Regions from separate parts of the Homo sapiens genome. Here region 2 is linked to region 1. A link is a loop called in an ENCODE intact Hi-C map of the cell type or tissue named here. Cell type or tissue: GM12878. All regions are shown on one strand. Links, peaks and the distances in the headings refer to the core of each region. The heading gives the core; the rest is flanking DNA. Region 1 has its middle 120 kb from the start of NDST4. Region 2 has its middle 320 kb from the start of NDST4.

Region 1 (11,718 bases), core at 3,358-8,357:
TGATACTGAGCCTTTGTGTTTTGCATAGCAGCAATTTGTGTACTGCCATTACTACATGATTCTTACTTTTACAGATAAAGCACAATTTATTCATTCTGCTATGGTGGTCATTTGGGCTGTTTCTCGTTATTGAATTCTAATATATAAACTTCTATGAACACTTGTGCATATGTTTTTATTGATTTATGTATATCTATCTGTTGGGTATATATCAAGTATACCAAATGCATACTTATATATTTAAAAAGACTATGAATGGTTAAAAAAATCTGATAGTTAAAGCTGTAAACTTTAGATATGCATTCATTGATTTAACAGCTAATTATTAATTGAGTATGATGACATGTGAACAAAGAACATTAGAACATTTAAGATTTTCATATTTTTCTGATTGCATGTTATAAATTAGTATAAAATGTATCCTCTCCAGTTAACACACGCACACAGTCACACACACACAATATTTTATCTTATTAAACAACTAGGAAGTATCAGATACTGTACTGGGAATAATGAAAATAAAATATACAAGGCCATATCATCTTAGAATGTATTATCTAATAGGCAATTAACAAATTATCAAGAAATGGACATAAACTTGGAAATTGAAACAAGTATTGTGAATGAAATAGAAGCGAACTTCTGAAAGAGAATAATGGAGGGTAGGCAGAGGGGCAGGAAAAGAATAGGACAGTGGGTGGTGTTGAATCTGTTCTCTGAGGTTGTGGTAGTGAAGCTGAAGCCTTTTGTTCTAACTTTGCTTAGTGGGAGAAAGACCTTTTCAGTCACACCGAGCTTGTATATTCAGGGACTTGCTGAGGACATATTATACCAGATGAGGATGGGAAGTCTGGTAGAAATCACATAATCATAGCCTTAAGGGCTCTTTGGAAATGGTAAGAAAGATAGGTTTTGTTTCTCTTGCACAAATAATAGGGTGGTTTTAATTAGTGGGAGCATAATCTAATTTATGATTTAAAGTACATCTCTAGCTGCTGTATCAAGACTAGCTTGCAGGGATGAGTGAGGTGTTAAAAGACTTGGGTTGAGTTCATGTGAGAAATTATGGACCCTGCGCAAACAATGGTTTGGCAGAGACAGAGATTTTTTTTTGTATGTAGACTTGATAGCAATTGCTGATGAACTTAATTTGGAAAGGTGGTGGTTGGGCAAGGTAGAACAGAAAGTAATTTAGAATGATTTCTAGGTCTCTGGCTTGTTCACTTGAATGTATGTATATTCCTTTTATTTATTGAGAAAGAACTTAGTAACAAATCACTTTCAGAAAAGGCAGAGTTCAATTATAAGTGTGATAAGTAGTTGAAAGTCTTATATATGGATGAATCAAGTTTACAGTTGCATTAATCAGTTGAGACTTCAAAGAGGTCTGGGTAGGGGATATATTTTGGAGGCTGTCAGGATATAGTTGCTATATAAAGCCTTGAGAATATGTGAGCTCATGTAGGAAGAAACTGTAAAGAGCAAATGCCCAAGGTCTACCCCCAAGATTCAATCTCTCTGACATTTAGTGTCTGGAATAAAGCCTGAGATGGAGCAGCAAAAGAAATACCAATAATAATAATAATAATAATAATAATAATAATAATAATAACAAGAAAAAAAACCCAAAAAACAAAAAAAAACCCAACAGTGTTTTGTTATAAAATGTAAGTGAAGTAAGTGCACCAAGAAGAAGCTAGTAGCCAAATCAGAAATTTTTCTGGGCAAGTAAGGGCTAAACAAGTTCTGTATGTTTGGTTATGATCTTTGACAAAAATAGTGTTAGTGGTGGTTTTGTGGTTAAAAACCAGATGTGAATGGATTTCAGTCCATAGTGTTCTATATCTGGCATATGGCAGATTAAAGATCAGAATGATACTTTGGATTTGATTAAAGCAACTCAAATGCTGGGTAAAAGTTGAAAACAATTTTAATGCATCACTGAGCTGCACAAAAGTAAGAAATACACTGTGATTAAAAATGAAATTAAAGCAGGAACCTTGGGAGGTAAGTGAACACCAAAGCTTGTTTTCAGCCAGAGGGTTTTCTGACAAACCCTGGGAACTTGAGGTTTTGCTTTAATGAACCTCATTACATAATGGGGTATGAGGGAGAGAAGATAAAACTCAGAGCCTGCCCAAGATTCAGAATTGAGTTACATAAAGCAAACCCCTACAGTTTAATGAAAATTAAACCCCATTGCACAGAAAGGAACTGATTGGAGAATTTAAAAATCTTAACCTTGACAATAAATGAAGAGAAAAATTCACCCTGCATATTTATATTCACAAGGTGGCTTTTACATGGGGTGAACATCTATAAAAATAATGTAATTCATGCCAGGCACAGTAGCTCATGCTATAATCCCAGAGCTTTGGGAAGCCAAGGCCAAAGGATTACCTGAGGCCAAGAGTTCAAGACCAGCCTGAGCAACATAGTGAGACCTCATCTATACACAAAGAAAAAGGAAAAAAAATTATCTGGGTGTGATGGCATGTGCCTGTAGTCTTTGGTACTTGGGAGGCTGAGGCAGGAGGATTGCCTGAACCCAGGAGTTTGAGATTAGAGTGGCCTGTGACTGAACCACTGCACTCCAGTCTGGGCAACAGAGGGAGACCCCATCTCAAAAAATAATAATAATAAAAATGTATTATAATTCAAAAGGCTTCAAGTAATTCATACTTCAACATGTTAAATGAAAAGGTTAAGATTATATTATCTTGATAAAAATGGAAAATATGCAAGAAAATTCAACATTGATTCCTTATACAATTATTAGTAAATATTTTTAAGTGTGTAAATTTTGTAGACAGCAAATTATAAAACTTGACTATATGATATTAAAGAAAACCTAAAATCGATAGAAATATAACTATTTCAAGGGTTGGGAAATTCAACATTTTTATGATACAAACAACAAAGTGGCTGCAATTCTAGTAAAATTCTCAGTATGGTTTGTTTCACTTAACTTTACATTTTACATTTAATTTGTCAGTCTGATTCTAAAGTTTGCATCAAAAAGCAAATGATCAAAAATAGGCAAAGGAATTCTAGAAAAAAAGAGCAATGTGAAGAGACTGGCCCTTCCAGATCCTCAGAGCAGCTATAGAGCTATAGTAATTAACATGGAGAGGGTTAGCACAGTAGGAAACACATAGAGAAAAGGATCTAAAGAGAAAGCCTAGATATAGAACCACAGCATAGATATAAACCCATGTATATATGGAAATTTTATTTGACACACAAAAAGAATGGCAGAGTGATGCAGAAACAACAAACACATTTCAGTGTGACAATGGTACCAATAATAACAAAATATTAATGATGGTTTGGGGTAAGAGAAATATGAGAAATTATTGCTTTCTTTTTTGTGAATTTTAAATGAGATTTTCCTACAAAAACAAAGATAGTAAATAATATAACAAGTAGTGAATAAAAGGCGAAGAAGTGGAGATGGAAAAATAACTCTTCAAATGGCTATGAAGAAAAGCAGATAATTTAGATATTAGTTTGAGGTATGCAAGGACAAGAGGAAATTATTGTTAATATTGGAATCTAGAGGGCCTCTGTAGCCTGAAGGAATGATCAAGTAAAAAGTGAAATCTAGATGATTCAAAAGGTAAGGGGGTAAATTATTTAAAAGTTTGTCTACATAGGGAACTCTTAATGTTCTAAAATGCTGTGTAAGCGAAGCATAGTTAAAATGAGACATTGTGACCATGAATTTGCATAGCCCTAGGTTTTCTTTTCCAAGCAGAAAGAATAGACATTAGGAGACATAAAAAATCTGTAATATTCCTGGAATAATCTTTCTGACATTGAAAAATGTAAGGCAGACAGAGCAAAATATGTGAGTATAGATATGAGACCACAGAAAATAATTTGATACAATTTTTCATTTCTTCTTGAAATAATTTGAAAGTTATCCTTTTGAGTTTCTTAATCATAGAAAGTATTCTGGGTCTACTGAACTACCAAGAGCTTATGAATGCATGTGGAACAGAGGTATGACCAGAGTCAAAGGTTTTCTATTTCTTCCTTGATGTAAAACCCTGCATATCCATTTCTTCCTGCTTTTTATCCAATCATAAAATGTTGATTCTAATGATAGAAGCAAAATTAGAAAATTATGATTCTAAGTTATATTAATGAACTTAAAATAGTCCAGTAAAAAGAAAAAAAAAACTTGATAGGTTCTACCCCTGTTCACCAAAGTCTGGCCCTTCTGCATTTCTGGGCTCCAGCAATCCTCCTGCCTCAGCCTCCCAAGTAGCAAGGACTACAGGCAGATCATTCCCCCTTGAATTACACAGTGTGACTGTTTTGGTCAATCTAATGTTAGGAGGAGTGAGGTATCTTATTTCTGATGGAAAGCAATGATCCATTATTCAGCCTGACTCTTCCCTTGCTGCAGCTAGTGTGAAAGCTTATATTGCTGTGGAGGTACCATAAATTCAGAGCAAAAGCACATCTTTATTGAGGTAACCCAGTGAAAATTTGGAGTTGTTACTACAGCATAACCTGAACTATTTTGAATGAATTAAGAAGCTAAAGTAGAAGGACTAGCAGGAAAATTAAACCCCAGAAGAAGTAAAGGAAACTGGGTAGAAGAAAATCTAAATCTTCAAACTATCCCTAAGCCTTAGGAAGAAAGGAGTTGTGTGTGAAAGAAATTGTAGAAAGTGCTATGTCATGGTATAGCTCAGTTTATGTATTCCTTTCTAGTGGAACTGGGTTTGAAGGTTATTTCAGTTTCTTCGCAAAATTTTACCTCATTTAAAAAATTTTTAAATATTTTAGTTGCCCTGGGACCAGAAACCTAAAGTTGAGGATTTTGAGTCTTAAAATTAGAAAACAGATTATGACTTTGAAAGGTTTCAATTTTTTATCTTACAAAACTTACAGTGACTAAAAAAAGGTAATTAAAAATTAAATAGCTGGTCTTGATTCTTAATTTTTTAAGAAAATGCAACTTGTCTTTGGTCTTTTTATGTTTATGTGTTGCTTTACCATTTTATTTCAGGGATCTGGGTCTATCTTACACGAATTTCCTATGAAGAGAGGCTTACATTTTATAACTGAAATTACTCCCACCAAGTGAGCTTAAAAACCCATTTTTCATGTTTAGCAAGACACTCCTGCATATAGCAATGAGAAAAGATTATTTGTCAGTGAATTTCAAGCATGTCTTTAGAAAAGTCTCACACAGTGCCTTTCTTGTGTCCTTATTGACTTTTAAATATTAAGTCATGCGACAATACTGTTTTTACTCCAAGGGTCAGGTGACAGAAAACAATAAACTGGCTAAAAGTAATAAAGCGCTATTAAATAAAATCAAACAAGAAAATATAGCTCTAAAATTCAGGCTACCACTTTGTCCTTACTTTGGCTTGCTTATGGGAATTTATTGAAGAAGCTTTTTAAACTTCATCAAAAAAGCCTCATAGCAGTTAATGATAGTGTGAGGGAGAAGAGGTTTTGCTATGTTTAAATTCCATTAGAGCATTGTGGGTTTTCACTTCCTTAGTGGACCTTTTAACTTCCGAAGTAAATCCTTTGAGGTTTAAGCTTATTTGCTCTCAGCAATAATATGGCTTCTGTGACAAAAAAAAAAGTAATACCATAGCAATTTTTACAGCATGCACTTGTGAAATATCTTCCTATCATGAATATATAGCTGAAAGGTATCTTCAAATTAAATTGTATGATATGATGTGTAAGTTTAAGTTTTTAATGAAATGGAATACAGCTATACTGAGTATTCAATCAATTGCAATTTTTAAAATTTCACTTAAAGGAAGAAACACAAATTAATAATAAATTAACTCATAACAGCAATATGATTAAAAAATCATGAGTAATTTCAAACCTTATAATTCTTTCCCAATGTTTCTGCTAGATTTTAATATAATAGGGATTAAATTCTAGAGCCACATGCAAGAAAAGCATGTTTAGACTACATAGGGTCTTTGATAAATACAAAGTAGATAAATTCATGATTATATGAGATAGAATGCATAAAATAATTTTATTTCATTTATGATAATTTTATTATGTATAATCAAAAATTACACAATCAAAACTTTTCTTAAGGATTACATCATTCTAATTCACTAATTTGACTCTGAAGCTTCTGGTTAGACATGGACCATTGATTGATCACTGACATTTATCTCCTCTTTTTATGAAAACTCACTAAAATAGGAATTCAAAATACATAAAAATCTATAAAGTCCAATACAGCAAGAGAGAAAATAACATAAAGAGAATATGGTTCCTCACTTAGCGGATTTATAAAAAAGTACCTGCAGGGGGCATGCCTGACACAAAATAGAATTGTTTCCACAGCTCCTGGGAACATAAGTTATTGAAAAAGACATAGCTAAAATGGGAACCTGAAAACAGGAGGTTGTGTAAGAGGCTGTATTGTATTATATTGACTCCTCACTCCCAGGTCCCTTTCTTACAACCAATCCATCCCTCAACACTAAAGTTTTATTTTCTAAGAAAACTCAGTACATGAACTACAAGCATAGAAGAGGACAGGGCCAGGCTTGGGACTATAACCAGCCTGAGTGAAAAGCAGAACTCAGGTCCCTTTCCCCATTCTGGGAATAAACGAAGCAATCTGGTATTTATTTGCACAGCAGGAAATTAGGAGACACCACTAAGGAAAGACAGAGTCATTGCAGCTCATCCCACAGTAAATGGCTTCAATCAACAAAGCCTTTACAGAGAGCTTCCAATCAGCTTCAAGTGTTTCACTTTTAAATGTAATGGAATAGTAAAAGCTTACCCGATATTTGAGGAAAGCCACCAACATGAAAAGTGAGCGACCAAAACTAACAAAAAGTGGAAAAATGAGAAAAGAAAGCCAATGGAGAAAGGAGAAAATAAAGCAAAAACAAAACAAGACTAATTGTCATATTAAGATATGAGAACATATTGCATACTTTAATAAAGTGGTCTTCTCTAAGAAGAATAAAAGAAAAAAGCAAGAAGACATGGATAAAATAAAAACATGTAATTAATGGGTTGGATAGTAAAGTTGATAACATTTTCTATCATGATCTCAGGTCAGAAAAATGCATCCTGCAAAGCAGTACACACAAGACACAAGGAAGAAAAGGAGAGTTGTGGTTCAATTCGGCCATTTTTCTCTTTGGAGACCTGGCACATAATTTTGATATGCATTTGATTGTAATGCATATCAAAACCTAACTGATAGTAAAGATACTTAAAGTAATCATTAATCATTGAGGAAACTAAGATCAGATTTGCTGGTATTTTATTTATTAGACATTTGCATCTATATGCATTAGCGAAATAAGGTTAAAGTTTCATTTTTATTTTTATCAGATTTTGATATAAAGGTTTGTAAATGTTTTTAAAAAATTTTTTTAACAAAATGTTTCTTATATTCTGGAAGATTTTGCACAGACTTGGAATGTCCACACAAACCTAAAATATCTGCTATAAAATCACCTGTGTTCAGAATTTTAAAAAGTTATTTATTTCACTCTTTTCATTTTACTATGATTATTATTTTGTTGAAATCATGTTTTGTTTTTAGAAGATTTTGGTAAGGATGTAATATTCTCTATATTTGAAAACCATACTTGTGTTTTTATCATTAGTCATAAATATTCCTAGTTGTGTGGTGATTTAATTAAACTTGTAAAAGCTTTATATATTTTATATTTTGATTATATCTACTAAAGAAATATTTTTTGGATTAATTTAGTTATTCTGTGGTTTTTTCTTTTTCTAGTTGATAACATTTGTCTTTAACTTGCCTATTTCTCCACTATTCGTTTTTTTTTTATTTATCATATCCTACTTTTTTTTCAACTTCTTAACTTGATGTTTAATTAATTTAATTCATTATTTAAATGTAAGCATTTCACTTTATAAACCTCAGAAGCCAATGTGGATACATCCTAAAGCACTTAAAAGTATTCCCACTTTCAGTAATAATCTCTAGTTGTTTTAGAATTTCCTAACTGAGCAAATTTTTCAGAGGAATGTTGATTAATAATCAAATGGATGTTTTATTTGGTTTTTGCTCAATTAATTCATAATTTTATTACCTTTTGAAAGAACATGTGGCTGAAGTAGTTTCTATTTATTGGAGTTTTCTGAGATTTTCTTCATGATCTAATATATGACTGTGATCAGGGAATAATTTTTAAAACTAAGAGCTATCCTACATATTTGGCTATGTTAAATGTCCTTTCAACTCTCTATATTCTCATTGTGTTTGTGCTGATGAGAGTAGGCAAAAGCAGAGATTGTATTTTCTATTTATTTTTATGTAAACTATATTTTTACATAAGAAGTATGGATACTTACATATATATATATATATATATATATATATATATATATATATTTACATATATTTTGAAAGATTGTGAGTGGTTTGTTAATGTCCTTTCCTGTATTTCCTTCAATTTGTATTTGTATTTATAAGAATTTCCAGGCCAGGTGCGGTGGCTCATGGCTGTAATCCCAGTACTGTGGGAGGCCGAGGCGGGTGGATCACGAGGTCGGGAGATCGAGACCATCCTGGCTAACACGGTGAAACCCCGTCTCTACTAAAAATACAAAAAAATAGCCGGGCATGGTGGCGGGCGCCTGTAGTCCCAGCTACTCAGGAGGCTGAGGCAGGAGACCGGCTTGAACCCCGGAGGCGCAGCTTGCAGTGAGCCGAGATCACGCCACCGCACTCCAGCCTGGGCAACAGAGCAAGACTCCGTCTCCAAAAAAAAAAAAGAATTTCCTTCATATATATTTAAAGTTATGTAGTTCAGCAAAGCCTCTTTTCTATCCAAATTATAGACTTCTTTAATTTGCCTTGAAATATACTTCATTATTTATTGCTTATTACTGTTATTAGTCTTGCATCTTTTTGTTTGAACTTCTCTGATAAAATTTTGCTCAGTTATGTATTATTTGCCAACATTTTACATTTTATCAATAATGAATATATGGATCTTGAATTCCAATAAGGTTTTATTTTTTAAAATGTTTAATTTCTTTTATAACTTTCATTTTATTTTGTTTTGTTTGTTTTATGATTTCTATTCTCGATGCTCCTAGTGTTTTGTTTTTACTTTATGGACTATGTTTTATTTATATCATTTTTTAACTTTCTAGAAAAGTTGGGCCCTGTGCCTAATATTTTAAATTTCTCTAAGGGTGATTTTATGGCTATGCTAATTGCTAAATGCTTATGCTAATCTGATTTTTTTTATTACTTTTAAGAATGAGGTAAGATCTTGTAATACCTTTGAGAATTGAGATTGCATTTAACTATGAATAACTAGAAATTTAATTACAATTACATATAAAAATACTTTATCTTTCTTACAAACGAATAAATCTGGAATCAGTTCATTGCTAGCACTAGTTAAGTAAAAGGGGCCAAGTTCTCCAATGTTGGCTTGGCCTTTCCCTAATAGTCTTAAGATGTTGGTTTAAGTTCAAGTCCTGAGAAAGCTCTGGACAAGGTAAGAAGACAGAGTCATCCAAAGATTTAACAGGAGCATCCCCTTGTCTGAAAGGAGGTAGTTGCTGGCATTATCTTTTGCTTACAAAAAAAGATGAGCATCTTTTTCTTGTTACCTTTTCCCATCTTCTTCCTAAATTGATTTTTAAATTCTAATTTATTAGATTTATGTTTAGAGAAAATTCAGTGGTTTGTTTTTAACCTCATCTTTCAGAATTCATTTCTCTGATTTAATATTTATGTTAATTTTTACAAAATTATAATAATCATTTAGACAAAACGTAGCTAAATATTCATGTGATGTCTTCTAGTTGTTTCTTTGCTAAATCTCTGGTGAATTGTGATGTATATTTTATATATTTTATTGTATTAATACCATCATGTTACTTTTTCAAATTTTTGAGTCTCTTTTTTTTAGTCTTTAGAAAATTTTCTTAATGTTGAAAAACTAGAATGGTATTCCACTATTGAATTTTGTTGTTGAGAAAACTTCGGCCAATATGATTTTTGTGTACTCATAAGTAACAATTTTTTTGTTACTTGCTTTTCAGTAGCTGGTTTTTCTATCTGGATGTGTATATATTATTTTATATTAATTTATTTTTACACAAAAAACATACCTTTTAAGGGTGTTGATTTATGTTTACCAATTTTGAGACATCTCAGTGAGTCATTGGCATTTATAGGTTTTAGTAATTTTTAAGATCACTGTTTTTTTCATCTGTTCTAGCTTGAATATTGCATCTGCTCCACTAGCTGTGGTTATTTCTAAATACAATTTAGAAATATATTATATATATATATTTATCTCCTTGTTACCTCCACATTCTATGTGTGGCTCACAAGTTTTTCTTCAGTTTTCTTATTTATTTCTGCAGCATTAGTTCAGCTCTTCATGATTTATAAAGTTTATTTTAATATGGCTTTGGAGGTATTAATTTCCTTATAATATTTTTCCTCCGATGTAATCTTTCAAGCGTTTTAGTAATTTTCCTTTTCAGTTTAATTTGATATTTTATATTATTTTAATTATAACCTCCTTTTTGACACATTCTCAGAAAGTTACACCTCCAAAAATTAAAATTATATAATTAAGATTACACCTTTCTTATTACATTGAACTCAAGTTCCACTTCTTTTATGTTGTAGAATCTTTTCACTTGCAAATCTTTGTAGCTGGACCAGTAGTCCACAGTATGGTTTTGTGTGGAGGCTGCTGCCAAACATAGATGACAGTAGCAAAGCTAATCAGACCCGCCCCCCACCCCCGCTTATGCCCTATCACCACCCAGGAATTTAACTGTGAACGTGGGAAATATTTTCAAGTTTTTTAAAGTGCCAGTGGGAAAAGAGAGACAATATTAGAAGAGATAAATGAGTAATTTTAAAATTAAAAGAGAAAATTAGAGACCTAAGAAGTACTGTTTGTAATATCCTTAGAGATACTGTCTTGAATTCAGTACCATTGCTCTATTACAGTTTCTTTCAGGAATGACTATTAGGTTTCTGTAAATTTTCTTTTTATGTGTTGTTCTACATACATTTTTACAATGCAGACTTCTGTCCCATGTTGGTTGAGTTAGTTTTATTCCTGATTATTTTTGCTTTGGCATTATGATTAGAAAGAACACTCACAACCCAAAGTCTAAGAATACTTACTAACATTTGCTGATACACTTGCTGATATTTCTGTAGTTTCAGGTTTTTCATCCTTAGTAAATCTTTATTTATTTGGCCATATGATAAGGTGGTATAACGTAACCGTTTTTTCTGTTTAAACAACTCACAATTGCCACAATTCTTTAGATTGGCACATCGTACCTCATAACTTATATGCATTATATATTAATATCATTACTAATACTAAGTAATTGAAATCGAAAATTGGTTGAACTCAAGATGTTTGAGGAAAGGGCATCGTACATTATTTTCTGCCTGAGATACTTTTTCTTACAAGATGCATTTCTAAGGTCACAGTCTTAAAATAAGCTCTTTCTACTAGATTAAATATAACTTTTAATTGTAGTGGCATTCATACAGTATCTCTAATCAGAACTGTATCTTAGGTTTATACAAATGTGCTCTAAACATGCAGCTTTAACCTCTACTGATTTCAAGGACCCTGTCATTATGCCATTTTCCAGGGTGAGGTGATTTCTAATTACTGCACATCCTGATGTTTAATTTCATGTGATAAGCTAGAAACT
Region 2 (11,718 bases), core at 3,978-8,977, 200 kb after region 1:
TGAATCATATTGTAAAGACTGACAGTACTAAGCATTGGTAAAGATATGGAGCAATGGTGACTTTTATTTTAACATTGAAAACATGCTGGGACTGGGCATTTCATCTTTTGTGGTTCTACGATTCTTAAAATCAAAACATAGGTTTGATTTTCACCATAATCTGATGACAACTGCAGATATTGTGGGTATCCCTTTAAATATTTCCATAAAGGCTTTCTGGCTTTCCTGGTATGCCTTGAATTGTTCATTGTTTGACTTGAACCTGTCATTCTCTTTCTTTAAATTTTCTAGGACCCTAGACAAAATCCAGGCAACTCCAAAATCTTTAACGCTATTGCTCCATTAAAACTCAAGTGCTAGAGCTATTGCAATGAACAATATTTCAGTTTTCTTCTTTCTCTGACCCAACATTGCTGTGTCTTTGGTGCCAAGGTAACATTTTAGCTAGCACATAGCATAAGTTTTAGACACTTCATAGTTCTTGACAATTTTGGTGACAAAGCTTACATGCTAAAAGAGAAATGATTTTCTCAAACTGAAAATATAAAGGCTATCTATGTGATAGAAGATACAAAAACCACTCTGGGAAATGGTAGGGAATGCTCTTTCCCAAGTTATGGACAAGGAGGACTGAAATAGGATCCCTCCGTTGTCCTATCTGTTAATGAGTATTGAAACAAGGTGCCCAAATTATTCTTTGGGTGTTAATCGCTTTCCTCTTAGCAGGATAAAAGAAAAGGTCCAGGGGTTCCTAAAAGTGAAATAAGTCATATCAGCAATGAGGAGGTGGAGCCTTGTCTGGGACAAAACCATAACTTTGTTTAGTTAAGTCCAGGCAGATGATATGATGCACAAAATGGGAAGCAAATGCAAAATATTGCTTGCTGCAACAAAGCCACTCTCTCACTCCATACATTTTTAAATTTACCCTTCTCTCAATCCCAGCATCAGCCACTTTAAGGAGAAAGATGATTAAAAGTGGGGCCAAGGTCTCCTTGTGTCCAAGTAGGAGTGAAGGGCATACATTCCTAGATTTCAACTTCTATGGCTTTGCTCAGTCAATGGTATTCAATTGATTAACCTACTTAGATCCATTGGGTATGAAGGTAAATGGTTTCAACAAAGTGAGTTTAGGCAGGGTTTACAGTGAGAAAGAGAACTAACATGTCTCTGAGGGTTATTTATGTTATTTTGCTTCTTCAATTTTCTCTTTCTGTTACTTCTAGGTCTGAGTGTGTAGTAAAAATTATGTGGGTTAATATGCTTGTACTTCCTTATTCTATAAGTGCCAAAGACAATTATCTCTACCAGGGAAGAGCTGCAAGTGTAGAAGAGCTAGTAAGACAAACTTCCTGCCATTTGCCACCAGCAACTGAGTCATGATCTAATGCAAATACTTCTACCCTATGATTTGCAAAGTTTTTACTGTATAAATGACATTCTTTTGATTAATAAGTTAGAAGCCTCAGTTGCAATGTCCCTGATTGTGGAGTCATCACAGCTCTCTCAGAAGGGATGCCTAAATAACTTTGAAAAAATTCAGGATCCTGAATGCCAAGTAGTTTCCAAGGCTTATGCAGGTTGATTCACAATACTCTACCCCTTTAGCAGTGGTAGAAGTACTGCCACCACTTCAGTGCCAAGAGCCAGAAAGGTGACTCAACTCTCATTGTACTATTTGGGTATTGAAATCAGTCCAAGTCTGTATTTTAGTTTTTCCATCTGGAGCCTCCAGCGGCAGTGGCCTCTGCCTCTTAGAGCAATTCCCTGTTGTTCTGGACTTGTAACCTCACTGACATGACTACTTTTTTGAAAAGCAACTTGCTACTGAGGGCTTATTGAAATGGGACACCTAACCTATAGAGACCCTATGATTCTCTGGCCTGATATTTTTATATTGGGATGGGTCAACTAGTACTCAATAATTAAAATAGGAGAGCTTCCTAAAGCCTAGCTATATGTGTCTGTTATCAATATATTGCCTCTAAACTTTAAATTCATCCTTCATTACTGTGAAATAATAAAAACCAAATTCCTTGAACCATTTCTCCTTTACAAAGTATATCATGTTTTCTGGATAAAAGGTACGGGAGAAACTGTTGCCTTCTGCACACCCACACCAATAGTTCCTGTTCAGTGGAATGAATGTGAGGACAAATGGTGGAGATTTCCTCAAGCCGCAGGTCCAAAACACATGGTCCCTTGGCAGCCTTGCAGTTTTGGTTTGACCTGGCAATGACCTTCCTATGACTTTCTAAAGAGAGAATCCAGTATCCTGGGAGTCTCTGCATACACTAGCACCACCATTCTCTCAGCAGATTGAGTCCCAGAGGCTCACCACCAGACCCTCACTGTTACTACTGAACACCCACCCTTCACCATACACTGCTGAAGGCTTTTATATGGTGTGATTGCATCCCACAGAGTTTCCACTTAGCTGCAAATCCTTCTGCAGATTTGTACATACACTGATCTTTTTCTCTGCAGAACAGCAGGCACTCACCTGCACCCTTAAACCACACTTTTCTGCATAACCTCACCACTAGTTCCTGGTTACCTGAATATCTTGCATGTACTCTGAAGTAAAAGAAGAAAAGTGAATTCATGAAGCCATCACTGTAGCTATGCTGACAGACATAAAAACCATGCACTTTTTGTGAAATACCTTCCTATCCCATATTAAAAATGCAGCTTTTATGGGTGGAGGATTTTTATAAGAAAGTCATTACTATAGACTCTAATGTCATTTGAGGAAAAGCAAAGTCATAACATGATAACTTAAAGCAAAAGGAAGGTAAAGGTTCTAAAGCTGGATAATTTAATGTAAGCCAAAGATAATTTGATAATTTTAGAAACAGATTTGGCTTAAAAAAAATCAAGGTTACAGTAGAAGCATATTCTGCTAAGCAAGATGCGACAGACAAGTTCCTAGATGTCATTAAGAAAACCATTGAGAAGAAAGGCTATCTGCCTGAACATGTTTTTAATGCAGAAGAAATGGCCTTATCCTGGAAAAAAAAAAAGCCACAAAGAACATTTATTAGTGAGAAAGAGAAACAAGTAGCAAGATTTAAGGAAAGAAGAGATCAGCCAACTCTACTGTTTTGTCCAAATGTAGTCATCTTTATGGTAAGTGCTATAATAGCACTAATCTACAAAGCTGCTACTGCCTACAACTTGAAGGGAAAAGATAAACACAAGCTTCCAGTTTTGGGGTTGCATCAGAAGAAAGCATGTATAATGAGAAGACTTTTTCTGGATTGGTTCCATTGATGTACCTGAAGTCAGGAAGTACCTTGCCAGTAAGGGACTGTCTTTTACAGTTCTTTTGATATTGGACAATGCCTCTGGCCAACCAGAAATCCATGAGTTCAATACTAAAGATGTCAAAGAGGTCTATATGCTCTTAAATGCACTGTCTCTAAATCAGCTTCTAGATCAGGGAGTCATGAGGGCCTTTAAGGCTCATGACACATGATACTCTATACAAAGGATTGTCAACACCGTGGAGGTAAAACCTGATAGATAGAACATCATGAAAGTTGGTGGAAAGATTTCACCACTGAGGATGCCATTGTTGTAACAGAAAAAGCTGTGAAAGCCATCAAGAGTGAAACAATAAATCCCTGCTGGAGGAAACTATATTCAGATGTCGTGCATGACTTCACAGGATATATGACATAGCAAATCAAGAAAACCATGAAAGAGATTGTGGATGTGGCAACAAAAATGAGGGGTAAAGGGTTTCAGGATATGGATCTTGGAGAAATTCAAGAGCTAACAGATACCACACCAGAGGAATTAAAGGAATACTACTTGATGGAGATGAGTGCTTCCAAACCAGTGCTAGATCATGAGGAAAAAGACAGAAGAAGCAGCACCAGAAAACCAATTGACATTTGACACAGTGGCAGAGAGATCTGATTATTCAAGACTGCTTGTGATTTCTTTTATGACATAGACATTTCTATGATACCAGAACTGAAACTAAAGCAAATGGTAGAAGAAAGATTTGTACTGCATAAAAATATTTTTAGAAAAGCAAAAGTCAAATAGAAATTATTATGTATTACTGTTAACTTACATCAAGTGTCCCTGCATTTCCTGCCTCCCTTTCAACCTCATTTACCTGTTCCACCTCTGAGATAGCAAGACCAGGACCTCCTTTCTCTCCTCCTCTGCAGCCTACTCAATGGGAAGACAATGAGGATGAAGTTCTTTAAAATGATCCACTTCCACTTAATAAGTAGTTACTATATTTTCACTTCCTTATAATTTTCTTAATAGTATTTTCTTTCTCTGGCTTACTTTGTTGAAAGAAAACAGCATATCATACATATCATACATATATCATACATATAACATACAAAATATGTGTTAATCTGCTGTTTTGCTATTGCTAAGGCTTCCAGTCGACAGTAAGCTATTAATAGTTAAGTTTTGGGGGAATTAAAAGTCATACATGGATATTTGACTATGTGGAGGGTCAGTGTTCCTAATTTTTGTGTCATTCCAAAGTCAACCGTACTTACTTGGCTGCTAGGTATGCCATCCCTAACATACAACTCTGACCATGATTTGATTGTCATTCCTCTTAAGCTTACCTGGAAGACAATCAGAAACTGCAGAAATGGTCCCAGTTTAAAGCAGCTATAATTGTTTTCTATTCTCCATCATTCCTTTGGGTGGATGAATGCAACCTGGCTGGTGGCATGAACAAACAGGACAGGTGGTACTGACTGATCTCAGGTATTTCTCTATAAAAGGACTAGACTCAATTATTCTAAATGAACTGGGAACTCTAACTCCAATCAGCCTGTTGGGTGACCACATAGGGAGTATTTCACCTTTGCCTCCCTATTAATGCAGGTCCTATCTGGAAAGCCCCAACAAGTGTAAATATTGCTTTCTTTCCAGGGGCACTATGTGCACTTTTGGGACTCTATTTTCTGTATGTAAATTAGCCATTAATTTGCCTCTCGACTTGACACAGTGACTTGAATCTTGGGCAGGTCATACGTTACCTTCAAGTATTTAAAGAAATATCACCTCAGTCTTGGAAGGCATTTGGTTCAACTTTAACTCACTGGCTAGAGTGGTTATGGAATGTGTGCAATCTTGCTGTACCTAGATTAATGCCTCAGGACAAATGGAAATGTCAGTAAGTAACGTGGCTTTGTATGGTAGATATTGATGGTTTAGCGAGTTTTCTCAGCCAGGACCTGGAGGGCATGGCTGAAGTCAATACTGCAGATCGAGCTCATCCTTTTGCTTGGAGTCCTGTTGATAACAACCTTATTCAATGCAGTACAAGAAAAAAAAATGATCAGATTAGGTTTCAGCTCCTATTGAACAGATTAATCAGAGGAGATGAGTGAAGTGCTCATGAAAAAATTCATCTGAAGCCAAGTAGGCATAAAAACATAGAGTTGTTAATGTTAGAAGAAAATCCTCAATGGATCCCTTATGTTTCTTCTGTTCTTCTCAGGAAAGACTTTCTTTCTGGACTATCTTCTCAAAATTTCTGTATAGCAGCGATTTTAGTAGTGTACTGGATAGTGTCTTCCTCCAAACAGAGGCTAGATTTCTTTTCTGATCAAGTCAACAAAGATCTCTCCGTGATGGGCACAGACTGGCAGGTTTACCACCAGCTCATCTATAACAATTGGGGTTTCCTAAGCTTGGGGATACAGAGCTGTGATGTCCACATTGCCCTCGTGTGATTGGGATCAAGTGGAAACCAATACAAACATGCAACTCATACTACCTGGTGTTTTGTGAGTAAAAGTCATTGTTAGAGCAAATAATTTTATATTTTCTGCCAGTATCCATTAACCTATGCAACCACATTGTTAGCTTGCAGGTAGTGTAAAACCTCAGACCCGTCACTGGTCACTGGTCTTGCTACCCACATTTACTCCTCTGTCATGCAAAGGAAACAAGACTAGAATCTAGATCTCATATTTCTCAGTAATACAATTTTTACATGCAATCATGATATTTGTTATTACTCCTAAGCTATCCACTGGGAATATACGCTCTAAATACATTCTGACATAATAAAAAAGTATTCCATGTGTCCTTATTTCTAATATTTAAGAATACATTTCTTGGAATAAACAGCAACATCCAGAAGTTTATTGAAATCATGTTTTCCTATAGGAAGAGTTCACCACAGTCACGTTGATTTTAAACTTGGGAATCTTATTTTTTTATTTCAAATTGAAACTGAGAGAGTAATCAGCAACAACAGGGCTGTAGGGGAAAACAGATGCTGAAGTAAAAGTAGCTTTGGTTCTTCGAATTACAGAGATTTACTTTGTTACAAGATTTATGTACAACCTAAAGCAATGCACATTAAAAAATACATCCTGGGTGATTAATCTGCAGTCTTTGGAAAAAACAATGCAAACTTGAAATTTTTTGATAAAAACTTTAAAATAATGTGCTTCGGGAGTTATATGTCATAATTCTTAGATAATTCAAGATATTAAAATTCTCATAAAAGCTATAATAGAAAAGTTAGTATTTATAATTTATAATATGGCATATAATAAATTAATTTGAGCATTTGATTTTATGACATAAGATTATGTTATTACATATTTATAACCATCATGTAAATATAATGAATTTCTACAAACAGATTATTCTTGAAGTATATTTATCACAAATCACATAGAACCTTGTTTCTTCAAAAAGTGTAGGCTAGTTCTGAGAATAATTAACTGACGATAACCTTAATAAAACGAACACAATAAAATACGTTTTATTTATTTTGATAGGAATTCATTCAGAATCAACTGAGTCTAAATTATAAAATAAATTTAACCAGGCTGCAAAATAGCCTTTATATATTTATATTAATAAAATACATAAATAATATATAGTATGTATTTATTAGCCTACTTAATTCATGAATGTACTGCTTCAAAAAATCTTTGGATTCCTAGATCTAGTTTCAATATGAAGGAAAAAAATGTTTAAGAGTAGTGTATCCTGTCCAGGGGAACTGTGACAGTTTCTGAATAAGTACATCTTGTGTTATGCAAAAGATATATATTTAATTCATCCTTCTCAAATTCTTGTGTTTTTACCAAGCTATATAATTTTAAAACATGAAGAATTCTCCATGTAATAAATATTTTAAGGTTTTTGTTTCAGCCTAAATACCTTTCTCAACATTTCAGGCACAAGTAAATCTATACCATTTTGCTATTGCTCATAATTTCTTTTTTTCTCCACTTTTTAAAATTCTCTATTTCATTTTGAATTATGCCTACCATTGTAGGTTTAATTATTTCTCCACAAAAGATATGTTGAAGTGTTAAACCCCACTGCTTATAAATGTGAGCTAATATGAAAAGAGGGTCTTTGCAGCTGTAATTATGTAGGAAGTCATACTGAATTAGGGTAAACCTTAAATCCAATATGAATGGTATCCCTATAAGAAGTCACACACACACACACACACACACACACACACACACACACACACACGCTAGAGTGATGCATCTATAAGCCAAGGAACACCAGTGATTTCCGGCAATAAACAGAAGCTAAAATAAACAAGTAACGACTCCCATATAAACTTTACAGAGATGCTCTGCTAGGTGCTAGATTTCAGACTTCTAGAACTGTGAAGGAATAAATTTCTGTTGTTTTAAGTCACCGAGTTTGCAATCCTTTGTACATAAGCTAGGAAACTAAGCCACCTACATACTCAGTATATTCCATTCAGCCAAAAGTGTTGCAGAGAGATATTTATATAATAATCATTGAGCTATTTAAAAATAATGACCCCAGAAAAACTTTTAACTCTATACAACTTGGAATAATATTAACATGTTTAAACTAGACGGGTTTGATCAATTCACTGAAAATTATTTAAAATATATATCATTGAGTCAAGAACTGAAACAAGTTTCATTCATAAACACAAAGGCATATAAAGATAGATGCTTATGACGTACTCTTATCAACTTCAATCGGGAATGAAATAGAAAAGCCTAAGTAAAATCTGTAATTCCAACGTAAAAGATGTTTCCTTACATTTAAGAAAAAAGTAAAATAATTGTCATGCGTATATTTTTGCACAGTTGTTGTTTTTTCTTGCACTTTTCACTCATTAAATTTTTTCAGGCCTTGGATTATTAATATGTTCTAGTCAAGAAAAAGGTCCTCAGCATTATGATTGATCAACATGTATTCAGTTTCACTAAAATTCAGTTGTATCTTGTGGGAATTGTATTGAAAAATGTTCAGTTCCTGAAGCATCAATTCAGTTTATGAACCTGAAAAATGGTTAAAAAATAAAGTGTGCTAGTTCCTTGGTCTGATTACCAGCAGAATTGGCAACATCAAGGGAAAGCTTAAGAAATTTAAACGCTTGGGATTAATTCTTGAACCATTTTTTAAAGAAAGAATCTCCTTTTTTTTTAATTCAAAGGGTATATATGCAGGTTTGTTACATGGGTATATTGTGTGATGCTGAGGTTTGAAATACCAATGGTCTCATCACAAATGTAGTGAACATACACCCAATAAGTAATTTTTTAGCCCATATCCTCCTTCTCTCTCCCTCCCTCACCCCCCCAGTAGTCCCCAGTGTTTGTTGTTCCCATCTTTTTGTCCATGTTTATTCAGTGTTTAGCTCCCACTCCTGAGTGAGAACATGTGGTATTTGGTTTTCTGTTCTTGTGTTAATTCACTTAGGATAATGGCCTTCTTATGTATCTGTGTTGCTACTAAGGACATGATTTTGTTCTTCTTTATGGCTGTATAGAATCCAATGGTGTATATGTACCACCTTTACTTTATCCAGTCCACCACTGATGAGTATGTAGGTTGATGTCTTTGCTTTTATGAACAGTGCTGTAATAAACATATGAGTACATGTGTCGTTTTGGTAAATCTATTTATTTTCCTTTGGGTCTATACCCAGTAATGGGATTGCTGGGTTGAATAATGGCTTTGTTTCAAATTCTTTGACAAAGCTTCAAACTGATTTATACAGTGGCTGAACTAATTTGCATTCCCACCAGTGTATTAAGTGGTCCCTTTTCTCTGCAGCTGGGACACCATCTTTTTTTTTTTATTTTTTTTAGATTCTAGTAATTTCAATTTTGACTGTTAAAATAAATCTCGGCAAATTGTGGTTTTGATTTGCATTTCTCCAATCATTGGTTATCAGGGAACCTGCCCCGATAGTCACATGGGTTCTTTTCTATTTTCCCTAAGCGTTGGCCAGTTTGAGAAATAAAGGGACAGAGTACAAAAGAGAGAAATTTTAAAGCTGGGCGTCCGGGGGAGACATTGCATGTTGGTAGGTTCCATGATGCCCCACAAGCCACATAACCAGCAAGTTTTTTATTAGGGACTTTCAAAAGGGTAGGGAGTATACGAATAGGTTGTGGGTCACAGACATCAAGTACTTCACAAGGTAATAGAATATCACAAGGCAAATGGAGGCAGGGCGAGATCACAGGACCACAGGACCAGGGCAAAATTAAAATTGCTAATGAAGTTTTGGGCACCATTGTCATTGATAACATCTTATCAGGAGACAGGGTTTTGAGAGCAACCGGTCTGACCAAAATTTATTAGGCAGGAATTTCCTCTTCCTAATAAGCCTGGGAGCGCTATGGGAGACTGGGGTCTATTTCACCCCTACAGCCTCAACCATAGAAGATGGCCACGCCCAGGGGGGCTGTCTATAGACCCACCCCCTGGCACGTATTCTCTTTCCCAGGGATGTTCCTTGCTGAGAAAAAGAATTCAGTGATATTTCTCCCATTTGCTTTTGAAAGAAGAGAAATCTGGTTCTGTTACGCCCGGCTCACCAGTGGTCAGAGGTTATGGTTATCTCTCTTATTCCCTGAACAATTGCTGTTATCCTGTTCTTTTTTCAAGGTGCCCAGATTTCATATTGTTAAAACAATCTGCTTACCCAACAATGATTGGCTACCAGCCTGAAGAGTGACACAGTAGGCTCATTGTGGGCCATGAGTGAATTTCAAGAGTGCAAGAGGTAGACTGTAGCAGATGTGGTAAATGTCTTGCCCTCTATGCTCATCTCTGAGTTTACCAGCAGCCATACATGCTGATAGCTTCTCAGTTCCAGTGCCTGCTTCCTATGTTCCTCTGACTGAAGGATTTAGCCACTGGAATCTGCTCAACCCACATTCAGTGAAGGCTGCATGTGCCAGGAATTTGGTGTCCACAGGGGAGTTCACAACGCATGAAAAACAGAAGTTAGCGGATATGTTCCACACTTCTCAATTCCTTGGTGTAACTTTGGTGTAACCTCGGCATAAGCACATTCTATGTGCTTCCTCAGAACTGTTAATAGGATCAAGCACCAGTCTCCCATAGCAGTCACCTGCTCATTTAGACATACTTAATCGGACTGTCTCCCTTTCATGGCTCACCTGTACTTCCCTCTCACTATTGTGATTACTTCCCACAACTACCTGCAACGAGATCTTGCTTTAGGACCTGGTGCAAAGGGAATCAAAATATTGACAATTACCATATTCATATTCTTCATCTTTCATTTCGCTATCTCAGACATTTGAATTTCTCTTCATATTTATTCTAGTCTTAAGCATTTATCATCTTATGAATTTTTCTTTATTTTTAAATTTCCTATCTCTTCTTGCTGATTTATAAGAATTCCATGCATATTCTTGGTATCATTTTCTTGTCTCTTTTGGACATTGCAAATATATTCTTTTAATATATCACTATCTATTAGATTCTTCAATGATATCTTTCACTGATATGAATCCTTAATTTTGATGTAATCATATTCATCTTTTTTTTTTTTTACTTTTTCTTTTTAAAACCTTAGTTGGATGACCCCTCTTTATAAAATTTATTTTTCTGGTTAGCAGGTTAGCTCACCTGTTAGTGGATGTTTGCTTCTCTATATAAATTTTGGAGTAAATTGATCAAGTTTTTTAAACAAATAGCTGCAATGTTGGTAGAGTTTATATTGATATTTAGGTTGTTTCATGGATATAGTTTATCTAAGTACATGGACTATATTTGCATTTATTCGGGTCACCTTCATGTTCTTAATGGCTAGTTTATATTCTAAAATATTTTTATTTTAATGCTTTCAAATGATTACTCCATAGTACTTTTTCTGTAATTTAAATATATACTGGCATCCACGGTTGTTGTCTAAAGATCTTATATCCATCTGATAATAGTGTTTTTCTTTTAAAGATGATGTTCTCTGTTTCTCAAAAGCTTTGAGAATTTTCTTTATATGCGTCATATTTATAAATAAACTGTTATGTGGCTTAGGTTTGGAATTTTTTCTATCTTGCCTACTTGTCATGCAATGAATCTTTTGAATTTGCCAATTTTCATCTTTCTCTAGGTCTGAGAAACACTTTCTTCTCTTCATTTGTGTTTCATTGGGTATGTCTACATCCCGATGCTGAAAATGCTGTAACTACCACCTTTCGTTTAGAAAGAGAGGCAGTGAAGAATACTTTTCTCTCCTCAATATTTCTTAAACCCTTTTGTAAATAGTGGTAAAAGGTAATGGACCTTTTAGGTTGTAATCCACCAGGTTCAGGAGTTTGGACAAGGAAGAATTGGATAAGTGAAAGAACCAGATGATCTGAACTGAAGACTCCAATAGGGCCTTTAGGCTGCTTTGATTTTACTCCAACTATTGGCTAAAAGACAATCAATATTTTTAAC

What was found. A loop is a pair of places that touch in the nucleus more often than their neighbours do. Peaks named below come from ENCODE experiments on the same cell type or tissue, not always from the same donor. Only the 100,000 strongest peaks of a DNase experiment are listed, where the experiment ranks them.
Region 2: a loop joins it to region 1, with 2.1 times the contacts of the local background. A loop is called at or near these places in 1 of 110 quality-filtered maps.

The regions. Positions count from the first base shown.
Region 1 is chr4:115,228,282-115,239,999 of GRCh38, forward strand. No RefSeq gene overlaps it. Among named protein-coding and RNA genes, the nearest start is that of NDST4, 120 kb to the left of the region's middle. In GM12878, for the core only: a CTCF peak has its summit at 6,313 (motif pointing right); a DNase peak (open chromatin) is centred at 6,430.
Region 2 is chr4:115,432,071-115,443,788 of GRCh38, forward strand. No RefSeq gene overlaps it. Among named protein-coding and RNA genes, the nearest start is that of NDST4, 320 kb to the left of the region's middle. In GM12878, for the core only: no CTCF peak of the experiment used is centred there; a DNase peak (open chromatin) is centred at 5,918.